Linked DNA regions of Homo sapiens: region 1 is linked to region 2. Evidence: read pairs that join two places in POLR2A ChIA-PET (ENCODE). Cell type or tissue: CD4-positive, alpha-beta T cell. All regions are shown on one strand. Links, peaks and the distances in the headings refer to the core of each region. The heading gives the core; the rest is flanking DNA.

Region 1 (2,500 bases), core at 1-2,500, 87 kb after region 2:
GTCTCCCCGCGGGGACCCCGGGCGCCCCGACCCCGAGGCCGAGTCTCCCCGCGGGGACCTGCCCGCCGGGCCCGGGGCGGCCGGAGAAGCCGGCGGGGGAAGGAGCTGGGCCGACGCCGTCCACCGGCAGCTCCTGCAGCCCCAGCTGCGGTTCCGGGCCCGGGAGGACGACGCGCCCCTCGGGGACCCCCAGGCGGCTCCCGGCACGGACGAGGGGGGCGACGGCGGCGACCACGACTTCGAGATGGTGGATTTCAACGAGAAGTTCATCCTCAGCCACTGGCTGGTGGCCCCTTGCCGGTTCGGGACCCGCGAGCGGGCGCGCAGCCCCCGCCGCTGGATGCACCTGATCCCCGGGGGGCGGCGGCCGCAGCGGGGGACCCGCGACCTGGAGCAGCGGGAGGCCGAGGCCAAGGGCCGCCCGGGCTCGCCCCTCGCCGCGGAGGAGACCCCCGGGCGCGAGCACCTGCCCCCGTGGCGGCGCCGCAGGTTCCTGCGGGTGCCCGAGCGGGACTCGCCCGGCCACAGCTCGCCGGAGAGAGACAGCGACGGCAGCCGGCACAGCTCCGACCGCGAGGACGACTTCTCCGCAGGTGGGCGCCCCCCCCAGACCCCGCTCGACCCCGCCGCGCGCCCCCCACCCCGGGCTGCCGGGACCCCTTCCCGGCCGACTCCGCGGCCCTGTTTAACCTCGAGCTCGGGGCCGGGGAGCGGGCGGGAAGGAGGGTGAGCTGCGCCCGTGTACCCCAAAGCCACCTGTGGAGCTTAGAAAACACGTGCAAGGCGACGTTAAGCTCGGGCGACTCTATGAAAATGAACTGGCGGCGGCGGCAGGGCCGGCGCCCGGGCCTTTGCGCTTTGCGCTCCGTGGCCCTGACATCCCCCAGCCCCTCCCTCCGGCCTGGCCCCCGCCAGATCCCTTGGCGCCACCGGGTGCTGTCACCCTTCTGTCTGTCACCCCTCTCTGCACACACCCCAGGGGCTTCCCATCTCCCGGAAATCCCCGATCCTTCTGAGCTCCGCTTTCCTAACCGCGGAAGGCCGAACCTTCCACTCCATTTTCTGAACTTAGTCTCCTCTTCTCCAGGCTGCTCTGTGTGTTGGGGCCACGTGCAAACTTCAGGGAAGGGCCACGGCCCTCACCAGCCCCCTCTGCGGACTCGTTTTCTTCTTAGAAGGCGGCGCCCGGCCTCTTGGCTTTCTAGGAGTCTGGGAGCAAGAGGGCAAGGGGAGGCTTAGGCCCATCTCGTTTTCCGGCTGGCCTGGTGCCCAGAGACCATGTCTAGTCCAGCGTCTTCACTGGATAAAAGAGGAAACCGAAGCTCAGAAAGATTAAGTGCTCGTTGGGGTGAGCTGAGACCTTCACCGGGTCTCCTGTCATCTCTCTCCCCTCGCATCTGCTCTCTTTTCTGAGGACAGGGCCTGATCTTAGTCATCTTTGAACCCCCTTCTGGTAGTATGCACGGTGCTTTGCAGCAGTCAAAGCTCAACGCATAATGGCTGAATAAATGATTGCCTGGAATTGAGCGTCCACCGAGCTCTTTCTAGGTCAGGGAGTGGGAATGGGGCTAAGGAGGAGAGGTCAGGTGGGGATGGGGGTGGCGTGGGAGCCCTTTGCTGTGTCTGTGAACTGTCACGGTCTCCTCAGCCACGCGGAAAGCAGCACACTGGTGGTGTCCGGTTGGGTCAAGCTGCAACCAGGAATTTAAGATGCCTTCCTGCTCAGTGAAGGAGGAAAAAAAATCATTGATGCTGGGATTGTTCCAAAATCTCCATTATTAGATTTTATCTGGATGAGTTTGCATTTGAATGAAAAACTGTCCACTTTGCTAAAAGCACAGTTGGAAGGTCCATCAAGTCATCTGTTTTGATCAATTACACTTATTCCTTAGCAAAGATTGGCTGTGTTTCCCACAGGCAATGCTCTTGCCGCCCATGCTGGTAACATTTTTATATGTCTCTTTAACTTAAGGGAAGAGCCTGAAGATTTCACCCTAGTGCCAAGTTCCAAATGCCCTTGGTGGAGGCTACCCAACTGGCCCCAGCTGCTTCAGAGCTGGCTGCAATCCTGTCTCCCCCCAGACCCACATCTGTCACCCTCCCCGGGGTGCCCAGTACACTAGGCTTTTCCCAGGGAGTGATTTTTATTTCTGTGAGTCGTCGCCTGTCTCCCTTAGGACACTCTAGCACATAGGGCACCTTGATGCACGTTAGAAATCGGCGCTGCCCCTGGGAATTGCAAAAGATGCTCCCCTCTGGGTGGACCAATGATAACAAGAGTCACCTTCCTCAGGACTACAGACGTGAGCTGGGGCACGTGTCTGGCACTCACGGCTTTGGCTAGTGATGCCTGGGCTAGATTTCAGGTGCCATTCCAGCCCCCTCTGCAGGGCAAGCTCCTGTGGCACACTGCACAGCTACATGTTCGGGTTCTGCCTCTGTCTCCAAAGCCTCCTCGTGAGGAAGTGAGTGGGGGGTGGACTTGCACTTGGTTACATGC
Region 2 (16,957 bases), core at 8,182-10,681:
TGCCAGACTGCCGTTATATCTACAGCCCTGTGGTTTCTGAGTGTGTGAGTGTGTGTGAGTGTGTGTGTGTGTGTGTGTGTGTGTGTTTTATGAACTGGGCTCCGTCGAGTGCTCCAATTGGCTGAGAGGAATGTCTGGGCTATTTCTTGACCTTGTGGATATAAAAAGTAGAGAGGCCAAGCGAGATGACCCTGGAGTGGAGGGTAGCACTGATCTCTTTAGAGAGCGCCAGGAATAGTTTTCATGGAGGTAGGGTAGAGGAGGTGGATGACCCCGGAAACAGGGCGGAGGAGGCAGATGACCCCGGAAACAGGGCGGAGGAGGCAGATGACCCCGGAAGCAGGGCGGAGGAGGCGATGACCCCGGAAGCAGGGCGGAGGAGGCGATGACCCCGGAAGCAGGAGGCGATGACCCCGGAAGCAGGGCGGAGGAGGCAGATGACCCCGGAAACAGGGCGGAGGAGGCGGATGACCCCGGAAGCAGGGCGGAGGAGGCGATGACCGGGAAGCAGGGCGGAGGAGGCAAATGACCATGGAAGCAGGGCGGAGGAGGCAGATGACCTCCTTTGCAAGGTTCCTTTTAGACTCAAAGTCTTATGGTTTCCATAGTGCTACCTATTCTTTGGAACACTCCACCTCCTGTTTGTCCATTCATTACTGCAGGCATGCTCAATCCTTTTTACATGTTAGCATCACCAGCAAAAGCGGGGTTTTAAAAACAGCAGTAGCAATGCCAGAATCTACTTCTCCAGTGCTGTTGATCCAATTTTGATCCAATTAGACTAAGGTGGAGCCCAGACACTGTGTGTGTGTGTGTGTGTGTGTGTGTGTGTGTGTGTGTGTGTGTTTAAGCTCTTCCAATCTGCAGCCAGGGTTGAGAACTTCTGCTTTATGGCTTTTTTTTTTTTTTTTGACGGAGTTTCGCTCTTGTCGCCCAGGCTGGAGTGCAGTGGTGCGATCTCGGCTCACTGCAACCTCCGCCTCCCGGGTTCAAGCGATTCTCCTGCCTCAGCCTCCCGAGTAGCTGGGATTACAGGCGCCCGCCACCACGCCTGGCTAATTTTGTATTTTTAGTAGAGACGAGTTTCGCCATGTTGGTCAGGCTGGTTCCGAACTCCTGACCTCAGGTGATCCGCCCGCCTCGGCCTCGCAATGTACTGGGATTACAGGCGTGAGCCACCTTGCCCGGCCATGGCTTCTTAACTTCCTTGGGGTTTGGGTCACTGGCCTTGGTGCTGAATATCTTCAAGCCACCGGCACTGCTCTCAAAGAATCTATACATCCCATCTGGTTCCTCCAAAGTCATAAGCAGGTGTTTCAAAAATGCTGATGCGGCCGGGTGCGGTGGCTCACACCTGTGATCCCCGCACTTTGGCAGGCTGAGGCGGGTGGATTAACTGAAGTCAGGAGTTTGAGCCTGACCAACATGGTGTCTACTAAAAATAAAATAAAAATAAAAAATAATAAAAAATGGCCGGGCGCGGTGGCTCACGCCTGTAATCCCAGCACTTTGGGAGGCCGAGGCAGGCGGAACACAAGGTCAGGAGATCGAGACCATCCTGGCTAACACGGTGAAACCCTGTCTCTACAAAAAATACAAAAAATTAGCCGGGTGTGGTGTCGGGCGCCTGTAGTCCCAGCTGCTGGGGAGGCTGAGGCAGGAGAATGGCGTGAACCTGGGAGACAGAGCTTGCAGTGAGCTGAGATCGCGCCACTGCACTCCAGCCTGGGTGACAGAGCGAGACTCCGTCTCAAAACAAAAAACAAACAACAACAACATCAACAACAAAAAAAACCCCAAAAATTAGCTGGGTGTGGTGGCGGGCGCCTGTAGTCCCAGCTACTCCGGAGGCTGATGTAGGAGAATCACTTGAACCCGGGAGGCAGAGCTTGCAGTGAGCGAGATCGCACCATTGCACTTCAGCCTGGGCGAAAGAGCAAGACTCCATCTCAAAGAAAAAAAAAAAAGCTGATTCATGGAGGAACGGGGTATCCCGGCTCTTTCTAAGTGGCTTGGCTGAAAGATCAGTATTTTATTACTGCTGCTGCTGCTGCATGTACCTCCCCAGACAGCCAATTAGCCACAGAAACAGTTGATGCCTAAAGGAGTCCGTTCAGAGCTGAGCTTTTAACATCCAGAAGCACATCACGTAGCTAAACAATAGAATATTCACATCAGGCAAAAACATCTAGCTTTGGGTGACAATATTTGCTTCCTGGAGAAAGGGGCCCTCGGACGTCTACTATAGTTATACTGGGATTACAGGCATCTGTCACCACGCCTGGCAATTTTTTTGGTATTTTTAGTAGAGACGGGGTTTTGCTGTGTTGGTCAGGCTGGTCTTGGACCTGGAGTTTGGTAGCTCCTGGATGGGTAGAGAGGAGGGAACAGCACGCCTGACATTGTGGGAGGCAGCTGGCTATGGAGGAGGGAGCATCAGACCCAGAGTCAGAGATGAGGGCTTGAACGTCATTTCTGCTTTAGCACAGCAGCGTGACTTTGCAATTAATCCAGCTGGTGGTCAATTCCTCCTCTGTAAAGTGGCGATAAGGATGGTCACCATGATTATGCTCTAATTATATTGTCAGGGTTATGTGAGGAAATGCTCGTAAGTATATCAGCAAAGTCAGGGTGCAGCTGACCTGACATAAGAGAGATCCTTGGGTTTGTCCTAATAGCCAGAAACTGGGCCTCTTTTGTTCCCCCTCGCTGATGTGGGAGAGGAGAGAACATTCCAGAGGTCTTTCACATCTTTAACTATGATAAAAGAAGCTAAGTGGGGGACATGTAAGCTATGTTCTGTGTGGACACACAGGTGGAACCCTGGAACCCAGCCATCATTTTAACCAGCCTCCCAGCGGTTCTGATGCACGCCAAATGTGGAGAACCACTATTCTGTTCTCTGTTGGCCATTCTTGCTCTCTCTCTCTCTCTCTCTTTTTTGAGACGGAGTCTCGCTCTGTCACCCAGGCTGGAGCGCAGTGGCACAATCTCAGCTCCGTGCAACCTCCGCCTCCTGGGTTCAAGCGATTCTCCTGCCTCAGCCTCCTGAGCAGCTGGGATTACAGGCACCCACCACCAAGCCCAGCTAATTTTTGTATTTTAGTAGAGACAGGGTTTCACCATGTTGGCCAGGCTGGTCTCAAATTCCTGACCTCAGGTGATCTGCCCGCCTTGGCCTCCCAAAGTGCTGGGATTACAGGCGTGAGCCACCGCAACCGGCCTTTATCATTCTACTTTCTTAATGGTGGTTTTGATAAATAGAGGTTATGAATTTTAATGTAACCCAATGTATCCATGTTTTTCCTTTGTGGGTAGTGTTTTGTATCCTGTTAAGGAAACTTTGCCTGCGCCCAGTGCCATGAAGATAGTCTCCGGCGTTTTTTTTCTAGAAGCTGTATTATTTTGCTTTTCAATTTAGAACTATAAATATTCTGCAACTAATTATGATGTATAATTTGAGGCAGGGGTCAAGATTCATTTTTCCATATGGATATGCAATTGATCCAGCACCATATGAGAAGGTCATCCTTTTTTTTTTTTTTTTTTTTTTTTTTTAGACAAAGTCTCGCTCTTGTCCCCCCAGGCTGGAGAGCAATGGTGTAATCTTGGCTCACTGCAACCTCCGCCTCCCAGGTTCAAGCGATTCTCCTGCCTCAGCCTCCCTAGTGGCTGGGACTACAGACGTGTGCCATCATGCCCAGCTAATTTTTGTATTTTTAGTAGAGACACGGTTTCACTATGTTGGCCAGGCTGGTCTCAAACCCCTGACCTCAGCCGATCCGCCCGCCTCAGCCTCCCAAAGTGCTGGGATTACAGGCGTGAGCCACTGCGCCTAGCCTCATCCTTTCTTTACTGTACTGACGCACCAATTTTGTCATGAACGAAGCAGTTGTCCCGAGTCTCCTTCTGGATTTCTCATTCTTTTCCATTGGTCTATTTTTCTTTTCTTTTTTTTTTTGAGACGGAGTCTCGCTCTGTCGCCCAGGCTGGAGTGCAGTGGTGTGATCTCGGCTCACTGCAAGCTCCGTCTCCCGGGTTTACACCATTCTCCTGCGTCAGCCTCCCAAGTAGCTGGGATTACAGGCGTGAGCCACTGCCCCCAGCCCTCCATTGGTCTATTTTTCTGTCCTGGAGAAAACACCACTCTGTTTTAATTACTATAACTTTACAATAAGTCCTGATATCTGGTAATAGGTCCTGCGGATTTGTTCTTTATCCTCAAAGTTATCTTGGCTATTCTTGATCCTTTGCATTTTTTTTTTCTTTTCCGAGACAGAGTCTCGCTCTGTCACCCAGGCTGGAGTGCAGTGGTGTGATCTCGGCTCACTGCAACCTCCACCTCCCGGGTTCAAGCAATTCTCCTGCCTCAGCCTCCTGAGTAGCTGGGATTAGGGGCATGCACCACCATGTCTGGCTAATTTTTGTGTTTTCAGTAGAGTCGGGGATTCACCATCTTGGCCAGGCTGGTCTGGAACTCCTGACCTCAGGTGATCCTCCCACCTCTGCCTTCCAAAGTGCTGGGCTTACAGGAGTGAGCCACTGAGCCTGGCTGGTCCTTTGCATTTTTATATAAATTGTGGAATCACTTTGTCAGCTTCCAAGAAAAACTTGCTGGATTTTGATTGGCGTTACACTAAATATATAGATCAACTGGAGGAGAATGAACATCTTTACAATATTGAATCTTGAGTTCATGTCTTGATATTTCTCTCCATTTATTTTGGTCTTGCCAATATTTCAGTGTCTTTTACTGGCAGGTCCTGATGCCTGTCTGATCAGTGTCCGTATGTTCATTCCATTTTTATCCTCCCTGTTATTGGGGACAATCAGGAGGATATAAAACTGTAGGCTTATAACTCATACCCGTTAGAATGGCTACCATCAAAAAACAAAACAGAGGCCAGGTGCGGTGGCTCACACCTGTAATCCCAGCACTTTGAGAGGCCGAGGTGGGTGGATCACGAGGTCAGGAAATTGAGACCTCCCTGGCTAACATGGTGAAACCCTGTCTCTACTAAAACTACAAAAAATTAGCTGGGCATGGTGGTGGGCACCTGTAGCCTAGCTACTCGGGAGGCTGAGGCAGGAGAATGGCGTGAACCTGGGAGGCGGAGTTGCAGTGAGCCAAGATAGCGCCACTGCACTCCAGCCTGGGCAACAGAGCGAGATTCCATCTCAAAAAACAAACAACAAACCAGAGGCCAGGCATGGTGGCTCACACCTGTAATCCTGGCACTTTGAGAGGCCAATGTGGGCAGATCATTTGAGCCCAGGAACTTGAGCCTGGGAAACAGAAGGCTCTACATCTCTACAAATAATAAAAAATTAGTCAGGTGTGGTGGCATGTGCCTGTGGTCCCAGCGACTCAGAGGGCTGAGGTGGGAGGATTGCTTGAGCCCAGGAGGTCGAGGCTGCAGTGACCCGTGATCACGCCACTGCCCTCCAGCCCAAGAAACAGAGCAAGATCGTGTCTCCAAAAAAAAAAAGTATTGGCTGGGCGCGGTGGCTCACGCCTATAATCCCAGCACTTTGGGAGGCCAAAGCAGGCGGATCACTAGAGGTCAGGAGTTCAAGACCAGCCTGGCCAACATGGTGAGACCCCGTCTCTACTAAAGGTACAAAAATCAGCCAGGCGTCGTGGCGGACGGCTGTAATGCCAACTACTCGGGAGGCTGAGGCAGGGGAATCACTTGAATCTGGGGAGGAGGAGGTTGCAGTGAGCTGAGATTGCACCACTGCACTCCAGCCTGGGCGACAGAGTGGGACTCCATCTCAATAAATAAATAAATAAATAAATAAATAAATAAATAAATAAATAAGTGCTGGTGAGGATGCTGAGGCACTAGAACCCCTGTGCACCGTCGGTTGGAATGCACAATAGTGCAGTCACTATGGAAAACAGTAAGGCAAGTCCTCAAAAAGTTAAAAATAGAATTACCATGTGATCCAGCAGTTCCGCTTCTGGGTATATGCCCAGAAGAATTGAAAGCGGGATCTCAAAAAGATCTTTGCAAGCCCATGTTCACAGCAGTATTATATTTACAATAGCCAAAAGGTGGGCTGGGCGAGGCGGCTCATGCCTATAATCCCAGCACTTTGGGAGGCCGAGGCGGGCCAATCAGCTGAGGTCGGGAGTTCGAGACCAGCCTGACCAACCTGGCGAAACCCCGTCTATACTAAAAATACAAGAAATTAGCGGGGCGTGGTGGCTCATGCCTGTAATCCCAGCTACTTGGGAGGCTGAGGCAGGAGAATCACTTGACTCTGGGAGGTGGGGGTTGCAGTGAGCCTAGATCGACCCGTGGCACTCCAGCCTGGCCAAGAAAAGCGAAACTCCATTTCAATAAATAAATACATAAATAAAATAGGTTGTCATGGGTCAAATGAAATGTATGTGAAAGTAAGTGGCACATAGTAGATGTTCAATAAATGTGAGCTGAGGCCAGGCGCAGTGGCTCATGCCTGTAATCCCAGCACTTTGGGAGGCCAAGGGAGGTGGATCACCTGAGGTCAAGAGGAGTTCGAGACCAGCTTGTACAATATGGTGAAACCCTGTCTCTACTAAAAATACAAAAATTAGCTGGGTGTGGTGGTGGGCACCTGTAATCCCAGCTACTTGGGAGGCTGAGACAGGAGAATCGCTTGAACCCGGGAGGCGGAGGTTGCAGTGAGCAGTGATCGCGCCACTGCACTGCAGCCTGGGCAACAGAGTGAGAATCTGTCTCAAAAAAAAAAAAAAAAAAAAAAGAGAAAGAGCTGAATGTGAGCAAAATGGAGCTTCTGAGAGTAGAACAGCGTAGCTCGTGGTTTTCCCCCAGAAAATTAGCACTGAGGATAAGATTGACATTTTTGGTGAAAATAAAAATACAGTACTTACTGTGGATTTAATTCATCTGTGCCTAGCCTGTCTGAACTTTATTTTTTATTCTTTTAATGTTTTTATGTATTTTTTGAGACAGGGTCTTGCTCTGTCACCCAGGCTGGAGTGCAGTGGCGCAATCACGGCTCACTGCAGCCTCCAACTCCTGGACTCAAATGAATCTCCCTCCTCAGACTCCTAAGTAGCTGGGACTACGGTATGCACCACTATGCTTGGCTCATATTTTTTTGCATTTTTTTGTAGAGAAGGGATCTCCCTGGGTTCCCCAGGCTGGTCTCAAACTCTGAGGCTCAAGTGATCCTCCTGCCTCGGCCTCCCAAAGTTCTGGGATTACAGGTGTGAGCCACTGTGCCTGGCCCAGTTTATCTGAAGTGATGGAGAGATTGGTGAACTATTACTACATTTTTCTTTTTTCTTTCTTTCTTTCTTTTTTTTTTAATGGAGTTTCACTCTTTTTGCCCAGGCTGGAGTGCAGTGGGGCGATCTCGGCTCATTGCAACCTCCGCCTCCCGGGTTCCAGCGATTTTCCTGCCTCAGCCTCCTGAGTAACTGGAATTACAGGTGCCCACCACCATGCCTGGCTAATTTTATATTTTTAGTAGAGACAGGGTTTCACTATGTTGGCCAGGGTGGTCTCGAACTCCTGACCTCATGATCCACCCTTTTTGGCCTCCCAAAGTGTTGGGATTACAGGCATGAGCCACCAAGCCCGGCTTCCTATGTGTTTTCATAGGGTCTTTAAACTCCTGACTTTGAACTCCCAGGAGACCTGTGACTCACCTAATTAATCAGCTAGCCAAAGCTTTTTGTTAGATTCAATCTTGTGAAATCCATTTTCTTATCAGCACAAACTAGGGCTTTTGATAAAACAATATCCAAATGAAAAGGACTTTTAGGCCTCCCAAGATGTGCTTCACAGCCTCTTTTTAATTGAAAGCCTTTTACAAATGTAACCCATATTTCTGATTTGATCTTTTTCTAAAAGATGAAGCTTTTATTATTATATCTGGTTCCCATTCTAATTCCACTCTTACCAGCTGCAAGCTCCTGAGCAGGTTCTCGCTTCTGCACAAACCAACCCCAGGGGCCGGGCGCGGCGGCTCACGCCTGTAATCCCAGCACTTTGGGAGGCCGAGGAGGGTGGATCACTTGAGGCCAGGAGTTCGAGACCAGCCTGGCCAACATGGTGAAACCCCATCTCTACTAAAAATATAAACATTAGCCGGGCCCAGTGGTGAGTGCCTGTAATTCCAGCTACTTGGGAGGCTAAGGCAGGAGAATCACTTGAACCCGGGAGGTGGAGGTTGCAGTGAGCCAGGATCGCGCCACTGCGCTCCAGCCTGGGTGACAGAGCCAGACTCCGTCTCAAAAAAAAAAAAAAAACCCACTTAGAGAAATTGTTGTTTTCTTCTTCAGGCTTTTCGCATTTTCCAAGTTTGCTGCAATGACGTTGTATTAATTTTGCAATTGGAATGAAATTAAGAAAGGAAAAAACCCACTCCACACCCCTGGGCAAAGTCACCCAGGAGGGAGAAGGTTCACAGCCAGGCAGTGGGAATGTGGAGGCTGTGGGCTGGTGAGAGGTTTTCCCTGCCATTTCCCCCCCTTTCTGTCCTGTCGCTATTATGTTGCTCTTATAATTAAACCCGCTGTGCAGGGAGCCGCTGATCTTGGTCGCCTGGGGTGTGTGTTTACCTCCTGCCTGTTTAAGCAGCCCATGAGTGGCTCCCACGGGCCATGATGAAAACATGAGTTCCTCCAGCTCGGTTCCCCTGGGAGGGCAGCCGGGCCCTGCCTGGAACCTCGTGTTCCCCTCTCCAGGGAGCGTCTGTAGACCCTGGAATGTCTGCACGGGCTAACAACCAGAGGGAGCCAAGCCTGGGACCTCTGTACCCTGAGACCTCAGTGCCCTGGGACTTCCCAAAGACCCAACAGGTGGATGAGTTCTGGGAAGACTGTGGGGTCTGGTTTTAAGGGTGAGAGCAAATCACACTGGCCCGTTCTTAGATCCGGGTTCAATCCCATTACCTGGATTTTCCAGCATCCGTGGTGCCTGTTCACTGGATATCCTGTACAGCCACGGGCCCCCTGAGTGGCTTAGGAGGTCGGAAAGGGCCTCTGACCTCAGCAGGGAACCAGGAGGTAGACGCATCCATTTTCCCCACTGGCCAGGCTGGAGCTGGCAGCCCTGCCTCCAACTGGGGCAATGGGAGGGCAGGCTGATAGCAAAGGAGACGCTGGAGGCAAGAGCCCGACCAAAGCATCCAGCTCCAGGGCGAGGGCCAAGAGCAAGAACCAGATCCAAAGCAAAGGTCAGGAAGACGGGAGCCTGGGGAGGGCAGCGGGGGAGAGGCTTTTCTGGAGAGCTCTGTCCTGGAGGGAGAGGAAGCTTTTTTTTTTTGAGATGGAGTCTCACTCTGTCACCAGGCTGGAGTGCAATGGCGCGATCTCGGCTCACTGCAACCTCCACCTCCCGGGTTCAAGCGATCCCCCTGTCTCAGCCTCCCGAATAGCTGGGACTACAGGCGTGTGCCACCACACCCAGCTAATATTTATATTTTTAGTAGAGACGGGGTTTCACCATGTTGGCCAGGATGGTCTTGATTTCTTGACCTCATGATCCGCCCGCCTCGGCCTCTCAAAGTGCTGGGATTACAGGCGTGAGCCACCGTGCCCGGCCGGGGAGAGGGAGCTTCTCAGGGCTTCCAGCCCCTCCAGCAGCTCAGGCCGCCTGGTGTTTTGGTGTCATTTCAGTCAGGTGAGGCTGATGCATCTTAAGGAGGCAGGTTTGTGGGAGATAGAAGGGATCTGCTACTTAAAAGCCCCTCGAAGTCCAGCTACCATGCAAAGGCCACTTACTAGAGCCCTTTTATTATAAAGCGACTATAGCTGTATGTCACAAATTTCTTTTTAAAAGCCCGGAAGAAAAATGTTCAGCTCTTCACATTGATTGCTTCAGCTAATGGATTACAGGGAATCATCTGTTCTCCCTCAGACATTCCTATTTTTTCAATTAAATTATAAATGATAAAGGTAATACATCTATAAATGCTTGGTGTAAGGTTCCAACGAAACAAGGTATATGGGATAAAAACTGGAGACTGCCTTTCTCACCTCCAGTCCCATAGCGACTCCCCCAGCCATGAGCGACGGCTGGTATCAGTTTGGTGCAGAGAACTTAGATGGGGTTTCTGTTTTGTTTTAAATAAGTTTAAAGAGTGAATCTCTTCACGCCTGTATCCAGCACTTTGGGAGGCTGAGGCTGGTGGATCACGACATCAGGAGATCAGACCATCCTGGCTAACACAGTGAAACCCCGTCTCTACTAAAAATACAAAAAATTAGCCGAGCATAGTGGTGGGTGCCTGTAGTCCCAGCTATTCGGGAGGCTGAGGCAGGAGAATGGCATGAACCCGGGAGGCGGAGTTTGCAGTGAGCCAAGATCGTGCCACTGCACTCCAGCCTGGGTGACAGAGCGAGACTCCATCTCAAAAAAAAAAAAAAAAAAAAAAGAGTGAATCTCACATGGGCTGGGGAGCACAGAAAATTCTTGCGGAGGATGGTTGCCCGAGAGAGTCAGGGCAAGCATAATGTTTTGTTTTAAATAAGTTTAAAGAGTGAACCTCGGCCGGGCACGGTAGCTCATGCCTGTAATCCCAGCACTTTGGGAGGCCGAGGTGGGCAGACCATGAGGTCAGGAGTTCGAGACCATCCTGGCCAACATGGTGAAACCCCGTCTCTACTAAAAATACAAAAATTAGCCGGGCGTGGTGGAAGATGCCTGTTATCCCAGCTACTCAGGAGGCTGAGGCAGGAGAATTGCTTGAACCCGGGAGGCGGAGGTTGCAATGAGCCAAGATCGCACCACTGCACCCCAGCGTAGGCAACAGAGCTAGACTCCATCTTGGAGGAAGGAAAAAAAAAACAAAGTGAATCTGACATGGGCCAGGGAGCACAGAAAGTTCTTGCGGATGATGGTTGCCCTAGAGAGTCAGGGCAAGCGTTGCAACATCAGACAGGGGCCTCTGGGACCTGGTCCTTGCACCATAGTCTTGCTCCTGCATTCCTGGAAATGTCCCAAGAAGACCAGGCTCTCCTCTCACCCAGAAACACCTTCCCCTGACAGTCAACTGTGTACAAGGGCACCCTCTTGCCACTTCCTTGAGGAACATAAAATTCAAACCAAATTGAGAAATTTGTGGAAGAAAAGCCTCTATCCAGTGAAAAACAAGTGGGGAAACTTTGAAAACACCAGCACATACGAAGGCAGGAACGAGGGCTCATCTGCTTCTGGCGACCCAGCCTCCAATCTGCCCTTTGCACTAGGGAACATTCCCACTGCGGAGGTGAGAGCATTCCCACTGGGGAGATGAGAACATTCCCACTGGGGAGGTGAGAGCATTCCCACTGGGGAGGTGAACATTCCCACTGGGGAGGTGAGAACATTCCCACTGGGGAGGTGAGAGCATTCCCACTGGGGAGGGGAACATTCCCACTGGGGAGGGAGCATTCCCACTAGGGAGGTGAACATTCCCACTGGGGAGGTGAGAACATTCCCACTGGGGAGGTGAGAACATTCCCACTGGGGAGGTGAACATTCCCACTGGGGAGGTGAGAACATTCCCACTGGGGAGGTGAGAACATTCCCACTGGGGAGGTGAGAGCATTCCCACTGGGGAGGGGAACATTCCCACTGGGGAGGTGAGAGCATTCCCACTGGGGAGGGGAACATTCCCACTGGGGAGGTGAGAGCATTCCCACTGGAGAGGTGAGAGCATTCCCACTGGAGAGGTGAGAGCATTCCCACTGGGGAGGGAGCATTCCCACTAGGGAGGTGAACATTCCCACTGGGGAGGTGAGAGCATTCCCACTGGGGAGGGGAGAGCATTCCCACTGGCGAGGTGAGAGCATTCCCACTGGGGAGGTGAGAGCATTCCCACTGGGGAGGTGAGAGCATTCCTACTGGGGCAGAGAGCAGATTGGAGGCTGGGACTTCCCAAAGCCCCCAACAGATGGATGAGTTCTGGGAAGACTGTGGGGGTCTGGTTTTACAGGTGAGAGCAAATCACACTTGCTTATTATTAGATCCAGGTTCAATCCCATTACCCAGATTTTCCAGCATCCGTGGTGCCTCTTCACCGGATATCTCGCTACAGCCACCGGTCCTCCAAATGGCTTACCACGAAGGAAAGGGGCTCTGTCTGAGGCTTCTGGCTGAGACCTGTGTTCATCTGGCACTTTCCAAAGGCAGTTTAGCCCCCCATTCCCAGGGGGTCCCCCAGCCATCTGGTCTGGTCAGCCCCAGTGTCCCAGGCTCCCAGCCACCTGGCCCTGGGGCTTCCACGTCTAGCCCCATCCCAGGAGCACCCTCCCTCTTCCAGGCCTGTGTGGTTGCCATGGCGACCCAGTCAGCTGACCCAGTGAGGAGGCAAAGCCCAGGCTGCCTTCTTCTCCCTGGCTCAGGAGTGGGTGGACCCAGTGGGGCCTCCACAGCAAGGGCTGCTTTTGAAGCACCTTCAGAATTCACTCCCCCAGTGCCTAAACCCTGTGTTTAAATTATAGGTAGGGAGCGGGCACAGTGGCTCACGCCTGTAATCCCAGCACTTTGGGAGGCCGAGGCGGGCGGACCATCTGAGGTCAGGAGTTCAAGACCAGCCTGGACAACGTGGTGAAACCCCGTCTCTACTAAAAATACAAAAATTAGCCGGGCGTGGTGGTGCATGCCTGTAGTCCCACCTACTTGGGAGGCTGAGGCAGGAGAATCGCTCGAACCCGGGAGGCGGAGGCTATGGTGAGCCAAGATCTCGCCATTGCACTCCAGCCTGGGCAAGGGTGAAACTCTATCTCAAAACAACAACATCAAAAATTATAGGCAGGAAAAAAATGGGAGAGAGAGAAACTGGACACCTTAATGCCTCACAATGGGAGAAAGGATAAGTAAATAAATAAGTTATCATGTATATGCATTATCCAGCCGTCTTAAAAGGATGTTTACAGATAATTTTTTGTATACAGAGTTTTTAATAACGGAAATACTTGGGTTTGCAAATCTAAAACTTAGCTTTACAAGAAAATATTTCTCAAAGAAGGGGCTTGGCAACCCATCGAATTTAGGAAATACTGCATAATCCACCCTTTCTTGGAGGTACATGGTGCACGTGGGTGTATGAAGGTCTCTGAGAAATCTTACTGTCATGCTCCGTTTAGCTCGACGTAATTCACGGTTTTCCTGACTGTCTGATGACAGCGTGTAGCTCGATGTCATTCCGTTTTCCTGATCTGTCTGATGACAGCGTGTAGCTCGATGTCATTCCGTTTTCCTGATCTGTCTGATGACAGCGTGTAGCTCGATGTCATTCCGTTTTCCTGATCTGTCTGATGACAGCGTGTAGCTCGATGTCATTCCGTTTTCCTGATCTGTCTGATGACAGCGTGTAGCTCGATGTCATTCCGTTTTCCTGATCTGTCTGATGACAGCGTGTAGCTCGATGTCATTCCGTTTTCCTGATCTGTCTGATGACAGCGTGTAGCTCGATGTCATTCCGTTTTCCTGATCTGTCTGATGACAGCGTGTAGCTCGATGTCATTCCGTTTTCCTGATCTGTCTGATGACAGCGTGTAGCTCGATGTCATTCCGTTTTCCTGATCTGTCTGATGACAGCGTGTAGCTCGATGTCATTCCGTTTTCCTGATCTGTCTGATGACAGCGTGTAGCTCGATGTCATTCCGTTTTCCTGATCTGTCTGATGACAGCGTGTAGCTCGATGTCATTCCGTTTTCCTGATCTGTCTGATGACAGCGTGTAGCTCGATGTCATTCCGTTTTCCTGATCTGTCTGATGACAGCGTGTAGCTCGATGTCATTCCGTTTCCCTGATCTGTCTGATGACAGCGTGTAGCTCGATGTCATTCCGTTTTCCTGATCTGTCTGATGACAGCGTGTAGCTCGATGTCATTCCGTTTTCCTGATCTGTCTGATGACAGCGTGTAGCTCGATGTCATTCCGTTTTCCTGATCTGTCTGATGACAGCGTGTAGCTCGATGTCATTCCGTTTCCCTGATCTGTCTGATGACAGCGTGTAGCTCGATGTCATTCCGTTTTCCTGATCTGTCTGATGACAGCGTGTAGCTCGATGTCATTCCGTTTTCCTGATCTGTCTGATGACAGCGTGTAGCTCGATGTCATTCCGTTTTCCTGATCTGTCTGATGACAGCGTGTAGCTCGATGTCATTCCGTTTTCCTGATCTGTCTGATGACAGCGTGTAGCTCGATGTCATTCCGTTTTCCTGATCTGTCTGATGACAGCGTGTAGCTCGATGTCATTCCGTTTTCCTGATCTGTCTGATGACAGCGTGTAGCTCGATGTCATTCCGTTTCCCTGATCTGTCTGATGACAGCGTGTAGCTCGATGTCATTCCGTTTTCCTGATCTGTCTGATGACAGCGTGTAGCTCGATGTCATTCCGTTTTCCTGATCTGTCTGATGACAGCGTGTAGCTCGATGTCATTCCGTTTCCCTGATCTGTCTGATGACAGCGTGTAGCTCGATGTCATTCCGTTTTCCTGATCTGTCTGATGACAGCGTGTAGCTCGATGTCATTCCGTTTTCCTGATCTGTCTGATGACAGCGTGTAGCTCGATGTCATTCCGTTTTCCTGATCTGTCTGATGACAGCGTGTAGCTCGATGTCATTCCGTTTTCCTGATCTGTCTGATGACAGCGTGTAGCTCGATGTCATTCCGTTTCCCTGATCTGTCTGATGACAGCGTGTAGCTCGATGTCATTCCGTTTTCCTGATCTGTCTGATGACAGCGTGTAGCTCGATGTCATTCCGTTTCCCTGATCTGTCTGATGACAGCGTGTAGCTCGATGTCATTCCGTTTTCCTGATCTGTCTGATGACAGCGTGTAGCTCGATGTCATTCCGTTTTCCTGATCTGTCTGATGACAGCGTGTAGCTCGATGTCATTCCGTTTTCCTGATCTGTCTGATGACAGCGTGTAGCTCGATGTCATTCCGTTTTCCTGATCTGTCTGATGACAGCGTGTAGCTCGATGTCATTCCGTTTTCCTGATCTGTCTGATGACAGCGTGTAGCTCGATGTCATTCCGTTTTCCTGATCTGTCTGATGACAGCGTGTAGCTCGATGTCATTCCGTTTTCCTGATCTGTCTGATGACAGCGTGTAGCTCGATGTCATTCCGTTTTCCTGATCTGTCTGATGACAGCGTGTAGCTCGATGTCATTCCGTTTTCCTGATCTGTCTGATGACAGCGTGTAGCTCGATGTCATTCCGTTTTCCTGATCTGTCTGATGACAGCGTGTAGCTCGATGTCATTCCGTTTTCCTGATCTGTCTGATGACAGCGTGTAGCTCGATGTCATTCCGTTTTCCTGATCTGTCTGATGACAGCGTGTAGCTCGATGTCATTCCGTTTTCCTGATCTGTCTGATGACAGCGTGTAGCTCGATGTCATTCCGTTTTCCTGATCTGTCTGATGACAGCGTGTAGCTCGATGTCATTCCGTTTTCCTGATCTGTCTGATGACAGCGTGTAGCTCGATGTCATTCCGTTTTCCTGATCTGTCTGATGACAGCGTGTAGCTCGATGTCATTCCGTTTTCCTGATCTGTCTGATGACAGCGTGTAGCTCGATGTCATTCCGTTTTCCTGATCTGTCTGATGACAGCGTGTAGCTCGATGTCATTCCGTTTTCCTGATCTGTCTGATGACAGCGTGTAGCTCGATGTCATTCCGTTTCCCTGATCTGTCTGATGACAGCGTGTAGCTCGATGTCATTCCGTTTTCCTGATCTGTCTGATGACAGCGTGTAGCTCGATGTCATTCCGTTTCCCTGATCTGTCTGATGACAGCGTGTAGCTCGATGTCATTCCGTTTTCCTGATCTGTCTGATGACAGCGTGTAGCTCGATGTCATTCCGTTTTCCTGATCTGTCTGATGACAGCGTGTAGCTCGATGTCATTCCGTTTTCCTGATCTGTCTGATGACAGCGTGTAGCTCGATGTCATTCCGTTTCCCTGATCTGTCTGATGACAGCGTGTAGCTCGATGTCATTCCGTTTTCCTGATCTGTCTGATGACAGCGTGTAGCTCGATGTCATTCCGTTTTCCTGATCTGTCTGATGACAGCGTGTAGCTCGATGTCATTCCGTTTCCCTGATCTGTCTGATGACAGCGTGTAGCTCGATGTCATTCCGTTTTCCTGATCTGTCTGATGACAGCGTGTAGCTCGATGTCATTCCGTTTTCCTGATCTGTCTGATGACAGCGTGTAGCTCGATGTCATTCCGTTTTCCTGATCTGTCTGATGACAGCGTGTAGCTCGATGTCATTCCGTTTTCCTGATCTGTCTGATGACAGCGTGTAGCTCGATGTCATTCCGTTTTCCTGATCTGTCTGATGACAGCGTGTAGCTCGATGTCATTCCGTTTTCCTGATCTGTCTGATGACAGCGTGTAGCTCGATGTCATTCCGTTTCCCTGATCTGTCTGATGACAGCGTGTAGCTCGATGTCATTCCGTTTTCCTGATCTGTCTGATGACAGCGTGTAGCTCGATGTCATTCCGTTTTCCTGATCTGTCTGATGACAGCGTGTAGCTCGATGTCATTCCGTTTTCCTGATCTGTCTGATGACAGCGTGTAGCTCGATGTCATTCCGTTTTCCTGATCTGTCTGATGACAGCGTGTAGCTCGATGTCATTCCGTTTTCCTGATCTGTCTGATGACAGCGTGTAGCTCGATGTCATTCCGTTTTCCTGATCTGTCTGATGACACAGCCCTTCTCCAGAGAACCCCTTTTGGCATCTCCAGGGCTGAGACGTGTCACTCTGCCTCCTTGTCCCCTGTAGAGGTGGCCACTGTGCGTCCAGCTGACGGTTGCCACCCACACCTTCCTGGAGGCTGCAGGAGATCCTTTTCCTGCCTGCCGTGCCCGCCCCTGATGCCCGCTCTGTCGTGAGAGTTTTCAGTAACAGCTTGGATGACTGGACTGAATTGGAGTCCATGCTTGTTTCTAAGTTAGATACTAATTATTTGACTTTTCTCCCCTTCTTTTTCTTT

Evidence for each region. Peaks named below come from ENCODE experiments on the same cell type or tissue, not always from the same donor. Only the 100,000 strongest peaks of a DNase experiment are listed, where the experiment ranks them.
Region 1: POLR2A ChIA-PET joins it to region 2 with 5 read pairs; 3 of 35 experiments call an interaction of 5 or more read pairs at or near these places.

Annotation. Positions count from the first base shown.
Region 1 is chr17:1,226,886-1,229,385 of GRCh38, reverse strand. It overlaps a transcript of ABR not described here. Among named protein-coding and RNA genes, the nearest start is that of BHLHA9, 42 kb to the left of the region's middle. RefSeq lists silencers at 419-478, 569-838 and enhancers at 89-793, 949-1,158. In CD4-positive, alpha-beta T cell, for the core only: no CTCF peak of the experiment used is centred there; DNase peaks (open chromatin) are centred at 535 and 965; H3K4me3 peaks cover 842 bases; H3K27me3 peaks cover 493 bases.
Region 2 is chr17:1,307,785-1,324,741 of GRCh38, reverse strand. No RefSeq gene overlaps it. Among named protein-coding and RNA genes, the nearest start is that of TRARG1, 37 kb to the right of the region's middle. In CD4-positive, alpha-beta T cell, for the core only: no CTCF peak of the experiment used is centred there; no DNase peak of the experiment used is centred there; H3K27me3 peaks cover 584 bases.